4 separate regions of the Homo sapiens genome follow, and regions 1, 2 and 3 are each linked to region 4. The links are chromatin contacts, found by Hi-C or POLR2A ChIA-PET in ENCODE. All regions are on one chromosome and are shown on one strand. Each heading gives the region's core, a stretch centred on a gene start or an enhancer-like site at or near the end of the contact. The rest is flanking DNA. Distances are from core to core; before and after follow the strand shown.

The links. Hi-C counts contacts between places; a loop is a spot of excess contacts on that map. ChIA-PET counts read pairs that join two places held with the same protein, here RNA polymerase II (POLR2A). Pooled maps may share reads with other maps.
Region 1: a pooled map shows a loop between it and region 4 (4-fold over the local background). The contact joins two enhancer-like sites. A Hi-C loop is called at or near these places in 2 of 37 single-sample maps with no recorded cell type and 8 of 50 pooled maps. POLR2A ChIA-PET finds 5 or more read pairs at or near these places in 3 of 52 experiments (activated CD4-positive, alpha-beta T cell, activated CD4-positive, alpha-beta memory T cell and activated naive CD4-positive, alpha-beta T cell).
Region 2: a loop to region 4 is called in a pooled map, with 5 times the contacts of the local background. The contact joins two enhancer-like sites. A Hi-C loop is called at or near these places in 2 of 37 single-sample maps with no recorded cell type and 9 of 50 pooled maps. POLR2A ChIA-PET finds 5 or more read pairs at or near these places in 2 of 52 experiments (activated CD4-positive, alpha-beta T cell and activated CD4-positive, alpha-beta memory T cell).
Region 3: a loop to region 4 is called in a map of PC-9, with 2.4 times the contacts of the local background. The contact joins two enhancer-like sites. A Hi-C loop is called at or near these places in 1 of 168 maps with a recorded cell type or tissue (PC-9) and 2 of 50 pooled maps. POLR2A ChIA-PET finds 5 or more read pairs at or near these places in 2 of 52 experiments (activated CD4-positive, alpha-beta T cell and activated naive CD4-positive, alpha-beta T cell).

The regions. Positions count from the first base shown.
Region 1 is chr1:116,538,759-116,541,610 of GRCh38, reverse strand. The region is part of intron 2 of CD58 (CD58 molecule); the gene reads left to right. Among named protein-coding and RNA genes, the nearest start is that of MIR548AC, 20 kb to the left of the region's middle. Within about 2 kb of position 1,435, at least 2 of the 41 ENCODE cell types and tissues checked have a DNase peak (open chromatin) inside an H3K27ac peak, as active enhancers do.
Region 2 is chr1:116,502,676-116,505,375 of GRCh38, reverse strand. No RefSeq gene overlaps it. Among named protein-coding and RNA genes, the nearest start is that of LINC01762, 25 kb to the right of the region's middle. RefSeq lists enhancers at 655-949, 788-1,057 and cis regulatory regions at 454-1,435, 2,164-2,216. Within about 2 kb of position 1,320, at least 20 of the 41 ENCODE cell types and tissues checked have a DNase peak (open chromatin) inside an H3K27ac peak, as active enhancers do.
Region 3 is chr1:116,950,158-116,953,095 of GRCh38, reverse strand. All of the region lies in intron 4 of PTGFRN (prostaglandin F2 receptor inhibitor), which reads right to left. Among named protein-coding and RNA genes, the nearest start is that of PTGFRN, 42 kb to the right of the region's middle. Within about 2 kb of position 1,340, at least 5 of the 41 ENCODE cell types and tissues checked have a DNase peak (open chromatin) inside an H3K27ac peak, as active enhancers do.
Region 4 is chr1:116,737,588-116,740,442 of GRCh38, reverse strand. It overlaps the pseudogene NEFHP1. Among named protein-coding and RNA genes, the nearest start is that of CD2, 15 kb to the left of the region's middle. RefSeq lists enhancers at 1,359-1,568, 2,037-2,336. Within about 2 kb of position 1,507, at least 5 of the 41 ENCODE cell types and tissues checked have a DNase peak (open chromatin) inside an H3K27ac peak, as active enhancers do.

The DNA of each region.
Region 1 (2,852 bases), core at 186-2,685, 200 kb after region 4:
CATCCTTTCAGCTGGTCAGTCTGAAACCGGGATGTCATCCTTGATACCTCTCTTTTTCTTGAATACCACATTCACTCTACCAGGAAGTTGTATTGGTTCTACCAGAATGATCTTTTTAAAACAGAAGTCAGATCATGTCACTCATCTGTGTGGAACTTTCTAATGGCCCCATCTAACTCTGTTAAAGCTAAAATGTGTAAAGCGACTTGCAAGGCTATGTGAGGTCTGACCCCTGTGGACTCTATTTAGACAAATACAGCTTGCTAAGATGTCAAAGTATCCTCTTAGAAGATTTCCTTGAAAAAGTAGAATCTTTGAAACATGGACATTGGGGATCTGATAATTTATAGATAGGGCCAACAAACAAGAGGATTGAGTCAGAATTTAGATCACACATTTTAAGAGCCCTTTTTATAGAGTTTGTAAAACTAATTCAAAACATTTGAATAAATTTCTCCTCTTAAACTTGATGAACTGTTTTAAAATAATTTAAAATATTCTAGGCCGGGCATTGTGGCTCAAGGCTATAATCCCAGCACTTTGTGAGGCTGAGGAGGGAGGGTTGCTTAAGCCCAGTAGTTCAAGACCATCCTAGGCAACATAGCAAGACTCCATCTCTACAAAAATAAAATAATTAACCAGGCATGGTGGTGCATGCCTGTAGTCCCAGCTACTCAAGAGGCTGAGGTGGGAGGATCCCTTGAGCCCAGGAGGCTGAGGCTGCAGTGAGCCATGATTGCACCTCTGCACTCCAGTCTGGGTGACAGACCAAGACCCTGCCTCAAAATAACTAGCTAAATAAATTAATTAAATAAAATATTCTATGGCACCTCAGCAAAGGTATGGTTTTGTTAGTCAGACCAACTGGATAGACCTTAGGAAGCCTGCAGAGGAGTAAAGTACAGGGGAGGTGAGTTTTGATCAGGAGGCAGTGATATTGATAGTATTGAGTGTGGGACTTAAAGTCCTGGTTTGAGAGTCTGGACATCAGCTTGTAGCAGTGGGGAGCCATTGTGTCCTATACTGGAGCAAGGAAGTGACTTGATAAAATACATTTTTGGAAGATTAATGTGATGGTGCATACTTATGATGGATTAAAGAGAGGAGATGTCAAGTTAGAAGCTACTATCATCCAGGTAGATAGAGGGTCCAAGAAAGAGTCTGCAAGATGTAGGTTTTGGTTGTAAAAAGACATAAGATGACTCTAGGTTTCACATCTGCATGATAAAATGATTGGTCATACTATTTTTTTTTTTTTTTAAGAAAAGAGGAAGTCATACTTCCTTGAGGTAATGTTAACACTTGTTTTAGTAACCTGGTAATCTTCTAGAGACACCAGACCTAATAGGAGACTTCCAGTGAGCATATTTTGGACAGGGGGATTTCCTGGCACTTCCTAAATTCAGGGCATCCACTTCCTTCTGTGTGTACATTGAGATCTGGCTTTCCTCCATACCCAAAAGTCCCCTTAAAATTTCTACTTCTGAGGTTTATTAGTCCTTTCCCATCTTTTTATGGACCTTCATCACATCTCAGATGATGATTTTTATGTAAGTAGAATTAACTGCCCTGTCCTTAACTGGGCTGGATTGATACTTGACCTTTACTAAAATTCGTGAAAATATACACATATTTCTATAAAATGTCATCAGATATGTGTAAGAAATTCTCATTTTTTACACAGCAGTGAACTCAATTCATTAATTATAAATTGACTAATTGTCTTAGGGAGGAAGTAGGCACATTTCTTGCCAGTTTAATGCTGCTTAAAGTAGAGGTATAACGAATATTTGTTAGATACAGCTGTGGTAAGTCCCACGGGCAGCAAGAAAATATGAAAGATTTATAGAAGGAAAAGATCTGAGGTGTAGAAACTGTGATCTAGGTGCTGCAGAAAGGCTTGCACACTTTTAGATGAGTTGGATAGGCACTTCTACCTTTGCCATCTGGCAACTGTTGTGTAATGAGATAGCCAGAAAGAGCTTCTACCTAGTCAAGGGAGTTCTAGCAACTTAGAAGATAATACTAACACTTCTTCATGTTTCCCCTGAAATTACTTTCATATTCTGTTTTTTTTCTTTTCTTTTCTTTTCTTTTCTTTTTTACAAACCCTGCATGTGGCACTCAGTCATATTCTGTTTGACCTTTACAGTGACCTGATACAGCATTCCCTTTCACAGATGAAAATAAGACAGTTTAGGAGTCCGTTTCTCTGTAAGTAGAACAAGAGACCTGGATGGATGCTTTCTTAAAACTCTTCCAGCTCCTAAAAGGACTGTGGCCCCAGGTCACACAGCAGGCCAAGGCTAAGGCTTGATCAAACCTCCCAACTCCTACTCAGTGACTCTTCTCATCATATCACATACCCTCCGGGGAGCCTCGGCTTCCTGGAGTTGGAAACTCACAGCCAATGGCCGTGTGCTCTATTACAGCTAGCATTTGTTAAGTACTTACTCTGTGCAGGCACTACATGTTAATTCATATGTTGATTATTATCTGTGTTAACTCATTTAATCTCATTACAGTCTGATAGAGTAAGTACTATTTGTGTCCTTATTGTAGAGAGGAGGAAACCTAGACACAAGGTGATTTAAGTAACTTGCCCAATGTCAAATGGCTCTTAGTCATGAAGCTGGGATATGCACTCAGGCAGCTGGGCTTCTGAGTCCATGCTAAACACCATACTGTACCTCTTTGGAGATAGCGGGTAGAAGAATTTACATTTTATTTGAAGACTGTCTCTCTGAATCTATCCTTCTATCCATCTGTCTCCCCATCTGTCCTGTACTGCTTGTGAGGAGCCATCTGTGTGCCTTGCATTATGTCATGTGCTGTGGTTGAAAGGTGAGTCA
Region 2 (2,700 bases), core at 71-2,570, 230 kb after region 4:
TCTGTCTCAAAAAAAAAAAAAAAAAAAAGTCCAGAAAAAAGAAGCTAGAAAGCCAAAAACAAAAGAAAGGATGAAAAGAAACCAGGATGCTTGAGAAGATAGAAATGATGTGAGCCATGTGGTCTGTAATTGGTATATGGTGGAAAAATATAGCAAAGAAAAGTAAAATGCTCAGGAGGAACACACACACACACACACACTTTCATTGAGCAATTTCTTTTTTTCTTTTATGACAGAGTCTCACTATGTTGCTCAGGCTGGTCTTGAACTCCTGGACTCAAGTGATCTGACCGCCTCAGCCTCCCAAAGTGCTGGAATTACCACTGAGCATTTACTATGTTCCAGGCCCTGTGCTAAGTGCATTGCCTGCTGCGTCTCACCCTTCAGTGGGAGTAGGTAAGTAGTATTAGTCCCACTATATAGATGGAAAAACAGAAGCTCATAGAAGTGTAGTAGTAACATGGTTAAGGTTACATTGCTAGTCAGTGGTAGAACCAGGATTTCCATCCAGGTCTGCCTGACTGCAGGCACTGGGTTGGTATATGGCTGGGCCTGAGAACTATCCAGGAGTAAACAGCGTGGACAAAGCTGGCATGGAAAGAGCTCTGGCTGAGATACAGATTCTAAACTGGGCCTCAAAAGGGGTTAAAGGGAAGTAAGGCGATGTCAGTAGAGCTGAAGCTGGGGTTGAGAGGCTTCCTGAGGAACTGGTGTGGTCAGGGGAGCCTTTCAGAAAGTCCCAGCCCTGCTAGACTGTTAGGGCCCTGAGCTGGGGCAGGGGAGGGTGGTGGATGCAACAGAACATCGCCCCGGATGTAAGACCCAGCCAGACAAAGTGACTCATCACCCTGATGTCACCCCACAGCCTCAGCTGCTAATCATGGTGAAATAAATGTCACTGCAAGTTTAAGGAAGACTATGCACTATTACCACTGAGCATTTACTATGTTCCAGGCCCTGTGCTAAGCGCATTGCCTGCTGCGTCTCACCCTTCAGTAGGAGTAGGTAAGTAGTATTAGTCCCACTATACAGATGGAAAAACAGAAGCTCATGGAAGTGTAGTAGTAACATGGTTAAGGTTACATTGCTAGTCAGTGGTGGAACCAGGATTTCCATCCAGGTCTGCCTGTCACTATTACAACTGTCACTATCAGTTGCTGACAGAGAGAGAATGGGTGACCTTGTTATCACTGAATTCCCAAGTGCTTTCTCACTGCCACCCCACCCCCCTGTTCTTCATCAGCCTTTGGGTGACACAAACCCACTGAGAGGCCTGCCGGAGCCACACTGTTGAGACCCAGTGGCTGGTGAAGGGCGTCTTCTGCAGTGGCAGGCGCCATGAGTGCAGAGTCCTGGGCTGCCCACACGGGCCCTGCTGTGGGGCCTCCATCAAGTGATGGAAGCTCCCTGAGCCTGCTCTGAGCCTGCTCCCAACCTCAACATGAGGAAAATAATGCTGTCTCCACTCACCTAACAGGAGTGAGTGAAATCATTGTGAAACACTGAGGCACAAAATAAGCATGAACGCTTTGATGAATTGGAGTGGTCATGATATAAAAGACTTGACAAACCACAGGAGGAAGTTGAGAGATCCCCTTGCATAGGGAGACAGTGATGCTGGTTCCATTTCAGCTAGAATGAAGGGTGAGAAGGCCCTGGCACCAGGGCTGCCTAAGAACATGGGGGTGGATCATGTCTGATTGCATAAACCAGTAGGGCTTTCTGGAGCAACTCCCAAGCAGAAGCCTCTCCCAGTGGATTCTCCGCCACCGCATCTGCCCCTGATGTGTAGCTTTCAGTCTGTGACAAGAGTATTTGGGGTTGGATTCAGTAGACTGGACTGAGTTTCAAATCTCAGTTCTATTTATGACCTGAAGACAACCCTGACCTTCAGTTTCCTCATCGGTATAACAGAATAGCAATACCTGGTCCATGTGATTGTTGTGAATATTATATATGAAAGAACTGGACAAATCACATTTGAGCACTTACTATACTCTTGAAGAATTTGAACTAGTTTAACTCTATTCTCCAGTTCGGGTGCTCCCCTCCGCAGTAGGAGGAGAAGAGGTTTGAGGGAAGGAGGACAGATGACATTTGCAGGAATTTGGCCAGGCATTGTGCTATGTGTTCTCTGTACAGAGACTCATCTGACCCTTCCACAGCTGCCCTGTGAGCCATGTACTCTTATCCTTACTCTACACTTGCACGCCTGGTGCTCAGAGAGGGGAAGCTATCTACCTCAGTGAACCTAGGCCTGACACCAAAAATCTATATCTTTTATAGACACCCACAATCGATTATAACACCCACAATCTATCAAAACTACAATTTATTTTTTTCTGGCTGACAATGCAAGAAAATCTCAAGGTGGAAATTCATGCAGATGAGATAAGTTTCAAACACAATCTCCTATTATTCAATTACCCTGTTATCCCCCATTAAGCCATCTCTTAGATGACCCCTGGTTACCACTGTCCTTCTTATCTCAGTCTACCTCCCACCCAGGCTTATGCTGGAGAAGCACAAAAGTACAAGAGACCTTAGAGATCGTTTGATCCAGCTCCTGCTCTAAGAGCAAGGAAACTGAAGCCCAGAATGAGTTCCAAAGCCGCCCAGTAGAAGCCTGCTCCTGAGGGTTGTCCCCTGCCCCCTGCCCCACTCTTGCCCTGGGAAACCCGTGCTTCCTCCCCTCTTGCC
Region 3 (2,938 bases), core at 91-2,590, 210 kb before region 4:
CAGAAGTCTGGTACTTCGGGCAGAGTTCAACCATGAACTGATTAGTATCCAACTCTTGCCAAAGGCTCATTTAAGACATCTGATAGCAGAAGGAGATGGCTTAATGTGCAGATTAACTAGCCATTCTGCTAGGTTCTCTGTTTTAGACATATACTAAATTGGATCAACACAAAGCATCATTTGTCCCCCATAGTAATTGAGCTTCTTACAGAAACCCTTCACACACTTAAGATTTATGTCCTCAGCTTTTATAGAGGGTGGATATAAGAAACATCCATTTAAACCATCATTTAGGGCCTTTTGTAAAAGAACAGTTGAAAGCCCTGTCTATTATCTTTTCCAATGCCCCAAAATGAAAAAGCACATGATAAATTCAATGCCAAGAGAAAGTTTGTCTTGCTGAAAGAGTTAATGTTTTCCTTCCTCAGAGGAGAACTGTATAATCACATCTTTTTTTTTGTCTCAACTCTTCAGAACTTCAGAGGCAAATTCAGTGCTCAAATATAATAACTAATTCATACCAACCACCTTGCAATATCTATTCTTCTTTTACCCTTTTGATCTTGATTTTATGTCTCCTGCTTTAAACTGTACCTCATTTTGCAAGCCAACTTAAATCTTTTTTTTCTTTCCCTTTAAAGTAGGACATACATTCTAAGTAAAAGAGGTTTTTTCTCAACATCTAAAACATTATCATGATCCTCTCAGTGGCTGCAAGTGCTCTGGACTTGCCAGGCCCATTCATGTCATTGCCCCGTCTTCCTGCTTAGCACAGTGGAACTCTAGAAGACCCCAATCAGCTTCAATCCCCTCACCTAGCTCAGTACACAAGCCCCAAGCAAATGAAGACAAGAACTACCCAGCTCTTAGGACTATGCTCTGGAGTTTCAGGAATGAAGCTGAGTCCCAAGGCCAAAAATATTTTCACATTGAACATTTAATGCATATAAGGTCCTTAGTCCAGTGCCTGGCACACAGTAGATGCTCAATAAATGGTAATTATTCATTTTAATCTGTCAAGTGGCAAAACTGAGTTTTGCATTTTACCTGTGTAGCAAACCAACTCTCTCGAAAACTTTTCTGTGACAACATTCCAGAGTTACATGACCTAAGACCACCTATATCAACAGAGTGCTTGTCAGGTTGTCTGTCTATCTTTTTTGGTCACTTCTCGGTTACCTTATATTGGTCCCAAGTTGTATGTGGTATGGTATCCGTACGCATATACATGCACATTACATATCTAGAGACAACCATGGAGTGTCAGGCCAGGCTCACTGGCTTCTGGACAGAGTCCAGCGGGGAAGTCTTTGAGAAGGGTCTGCTGCTATGCTCATGCCCTACCCGCTCCTGACAAGTGTCCAAGCAGCTGTAATGGTCTGAGTCATAGGCACAGGGAAGGAGGAGAAGTCTTAAGAGGAAGAAAAAAAAAAGAATGCAATTGTTTTTCATACTACTCGCTCTTTCGTTAGGTTTACTCAGGGGCAAATATCTCTGAATATCCTAGGAGTTGAACATTACTGCTTTCTTAGCAATTCTAGCTTTCCTATGCACATATTTTAACAAAATCCATGTGTGGGTACTGGTTTATTTACCCGTTCAGCTAATATTTATTGAGTGCTTATTACATGCAAAGCAGCAGGGAAGGTGCAGGTTCTGTATCTGTTAGCATCAGTCAGGAAAAGCACACTGATGACTTTCACAATGGTAGTAGCACTCCAAAGGAAAACAAATGACGGGATCCTTTGGATAGTAACTGAGCCTTTTCCACAATTTAGTCTCTTTATTTCTTTTCACTCTCTGGAGAACACAGCTACCAACAAATCCCTTCCAGTTAAAGGAGCCCATTCCTCCTAGAGCTCCGCTCCTGTTGTCTGACAGTCCCTGCATCTCCCCCCGGGTATGCCGGGATCAATGCACACGTACTTCAAAGAAGCCTCAAATTGGAGTGCAAGCAGCACTTTCAATTAAAAAAAAAAAAGTCCTCGAGTTGGGATTCAGAAGCTGAAGGGGGAGCGGGTACGGAGAGCCAGTGCTGGGATTTGACAGCACCATACAATACACTAAGGATCAGAGCTGTGAGACAAATTCAGCTCCAGAGATGAAAAATCTTCTTTTGGTGCTGACAACATCTGTTTTATTTTGAAGGTTGCTAAGGAGAGTTCTAGCTGGGCCAACATTGTTCCAGTTCAGTACTTCATAGTGACTCTCTTGCATGGGGTTCAGACGGCAGGAATAAAAAGCTTGCCAGATAAACCCCGCTTCTTTTACTTTTCAGATATCAAAGGATTACTTTGCTAACAGGGCTGATGAACACCCTGCCTCGTCTCCATCGGAATCGGATTGTCCCTTCCGCTTACTCTCATTGCTCTTCTTCTCCCTGCCCCCTCTGTCTCCACTGGCCAACTCCCCATCTTTGCCAAATAAAGGCTTACTGGGGAGGAAAAAAAAAAGGAGAGCGAATATGCCACTAACCCAAGAGAAGATTTCCATGCAGAGATAAGGAATAGATAAGTATGAGTTGGAGGTCATAGCAGAAGAATCAGACAAAGGAGGAAATGGTTTCCTGGCCTTTAAAGATCTGTTTTGCCTGCTAATAATCAGAGCAATGCCAAATGCCTTTATCAGGGCTCAGGCACTCACGGACAGTAGAGAGATCAAAACAGGGGGGAATGTGATGAAAGGCCTGTCCCATCTCTGTAATAATGGAGGTGGGGAGCGAAGCTTTCCACACCCAGCTTGACCCCATCCCTCCTTTGATTACTTGCAATTACAAGACATAACAAAAATTAGGAAAAGTTAGTGTACATTTTGCCCAGAGGGCAAACATTTAGGGAAAAAAGAGGTAGGGGAAAAGGAGCTTAGTATAAAGTAAGAGGACATGCCAAAGATCTCCACATATACGGCAGGTTGTTATAAAATGGGTGGCAAGGTGCTC
Region 4 (2,855 bases), core at 258-2,757:
GGAGGCTCCAAAGCCCGAGGTGGAGGAGAAGGAAGCTGCCATCGAAAAGCCCAAAGAATCCAAAGTTGAAGCCAAGAAGGAAGAGGCTGAAGATAAGAAAAAAGCAGCCACCTTAGAGAAGGAGGCTCCTGCCAAGGTGGAGGTGAAGGAAGACGCTAAACCCAAAGAGAAGACAGAGATGGCCAAGAAGGAACCAGATGATGCCAAGGCCAAGGAACCCAGAAAACCAGCAGAGAGGGAGGAGGCGGCAGCAGCAATGGAGAAAAAAGATACCAAGGAGGAGAAGGCCACTGAGTTCAAGAAGCCTGAGGAGAAACCCAAGACCCAAAGCCAAAGACGACCCTCTCAAAGGAGCTCAGTGAACCTAAGGCGGAAAAGGCTGAAAAATCCTCCAGCACAGACCAAAAAGACAGCAGGCCTCCAGAGAAGGCCACAGAAGACAAGGCTGCCAAGGGGAAGTAAGGCAGGGAGAAAGGAATGTCTGGAGCAGCCAAAGAAACTCAAAAGGGTCCTGGAGCTCAAGGATCAGAGTAATGCAATTTTTACTTTTTATGTAAGAAGAAACTGCTTAGATGACAGGGCCTCCCTCTTCAAACAGGAACTTCATTAGCAATATGTTAGCAAAAGAGGGCAATCCCAGCCTCCTGCCCCCACACCCTCCCGAGGCGATGGACAATTATGTTATGATAGCTTATGTAGCCGAATGTGATACATGCCAAATGCCATACGTAAATACTTGACTATAAAAACTGCCCCCCTCCTTTCCAAATAAGTGCATTTATTGCCTCTATGTGCAACTGACAGATGACCACAAGCAGTTAGAAACACATTATGCTTGAGATGTCTTAACCTGTTCCCAAATGCCTTCTGTTTTCCAAAGGAGTGGTCAAGCCCTTGCCCAGAGACCTCTATTCTGGAAGAGTGGTCCAGGTGGGGCCGGGCACTGGGCACTGAATTATGCCAGGGCGCACTTTCCACCTGTGTCCAGTTTCAATTGCTTCTGTGCAATAAAACAAAGTGCTTATAAAACGACAAAAAGAAAAAAAACTGATATTTGCCAGGGCTTCAGTGATGATCAGAAAGGCCACACTGTGTGTCTGTGGCCAGGTCCTATTGATGTTTATCTTGGTTGTATCTAGATGATCACAGCAGAATTTCAGTATCAGTATCAGCAGCAAAATCAGATTCCACAAACATTGTCACTGCCAGGCAAAGAGGTGAGTGTTCTCACAAAAGCAGCCTAATGTTATCGGCCACCAATGCATGCACCATGGCAGCAGATGTACTCTTTTCCAGCCAAAAAGTCTGTCTCTGAGAGCTTGTTCCTTTGTCAGGTGTTATCTCCTCCAAGGCAAAAACTGAGTTTTCTTTTCCTCTTGGGCTTCCCACCCACAAAGCAGAGAGGACAGAATCGGCCCACAGTGCCAGTTCCTGTGTGAAGCCTGGGTTCCGGATATGAAAGTCACTGACCTTGGAATTCCCCCAAGCGTTAAACACCTCTGAGAGAAGGGGTACATGCTTGTTGCTAGCTGTATAATCATGTGCTTTAAGGGAAAAGAGCTTTGAGCCACCACATGCTAGAAACACGAATTTAGGCATGTCATTTCATGTCTTTGCGTCTCGGTTTCCACATTTGTAAAAGAAGACAAATGCTTTGTTCTCAAGCCTATTGTGAGGTCAAATGAAGTGACGTGTGTCCAGGGTCTAGCACGATGCCTGGCCCTAGGAGATGCTCAACAAATGTCAGCTTTCTTCCCAGATTGCCTCTATGTTCCTGATAATGAGGCCAACTTAAGAGAATAAAAGAGACAAAATAGAGAAGTTTCACCTTCGGAAGTAAGTCAGGAGAACTCAAGCTCAGGGCTTGAAGACTTCGTAGCAGAGAAGTCGTGAACTGTAGATTGAGAAGAACTAGGAAACTTTATATGATTCCTTAGGTATGCGTTACTTTTCTCTGCTTTTTATTTTTGTTTTTGTTACCCTCCTCTTCCTAGTTATTTCTCAGGATTGCCTAAGTATAAAGCCAGCAGGGCCTGTGAGATTGTGATCTAAGAAGCTGTGATGTAGGGAGCAGGGGGAGACAGAGCCCTTTCTCAGCTGTTGGGCTTGGGATATGAGCCCCAGAACACTAAGGAGGTGGCGCCTGCTGCCCAGAGTAGAGGAAGATAGACTGAGGCCCTAGCTCTGAACAGAAAGGGTGGGAGACATCGGCTCGCCTAGGCCAGGAGAGCGGCCACCATGGCTAAGTAGTAGGAAGTCTATGCAGCTCTCCAGCAAACTGCAAGAGCCCAAAAAGTGCTGGTTGTATGAATAACTGAACAAGCAAGGTGAAAGAAGTGATGATGTAATGGAATTCAAGCTAAAAAAAGAAACCCAGGCTTAAAATGCAAATTCTAACTTTTTCCTATTTAGTATCTGTGTGATCTTCAAAGTAACCTCTTTGGGCCTCAGTTTTGTCATGTCTGAAATGGTGAGGTGCAGCCAGGTGCCGTGGCTCACGCCTGTAATCCCAACACTTTGGGAGGTCAAGGCAAGTGGATCGCTTGAGGCCAGAGTTCAAGACCAGCCTGGGCAACATAGTGAGACCCTGTCTCTATAAAAATGAAAATTTAAAAAAAAAAATGATGATCTGTGGGAAGGAGTTACAATCTGGCCTGCTCACTTATACTCAAAAGTTTGTGGTGAAGACTAGATGAGGTCACCAAGAAAACACCTACACCGAATGCCGGAAATTTCAGGACAGCATCGTGATGGTGAGGGTGGCCGTAAAAAACATCTGGGGAAAATCACTCAAGGGAAGACTTCTGGGGTTTGGTTCAGCCCTGGCCAGATCCCACTCCAGGAGAGAGGGCAAT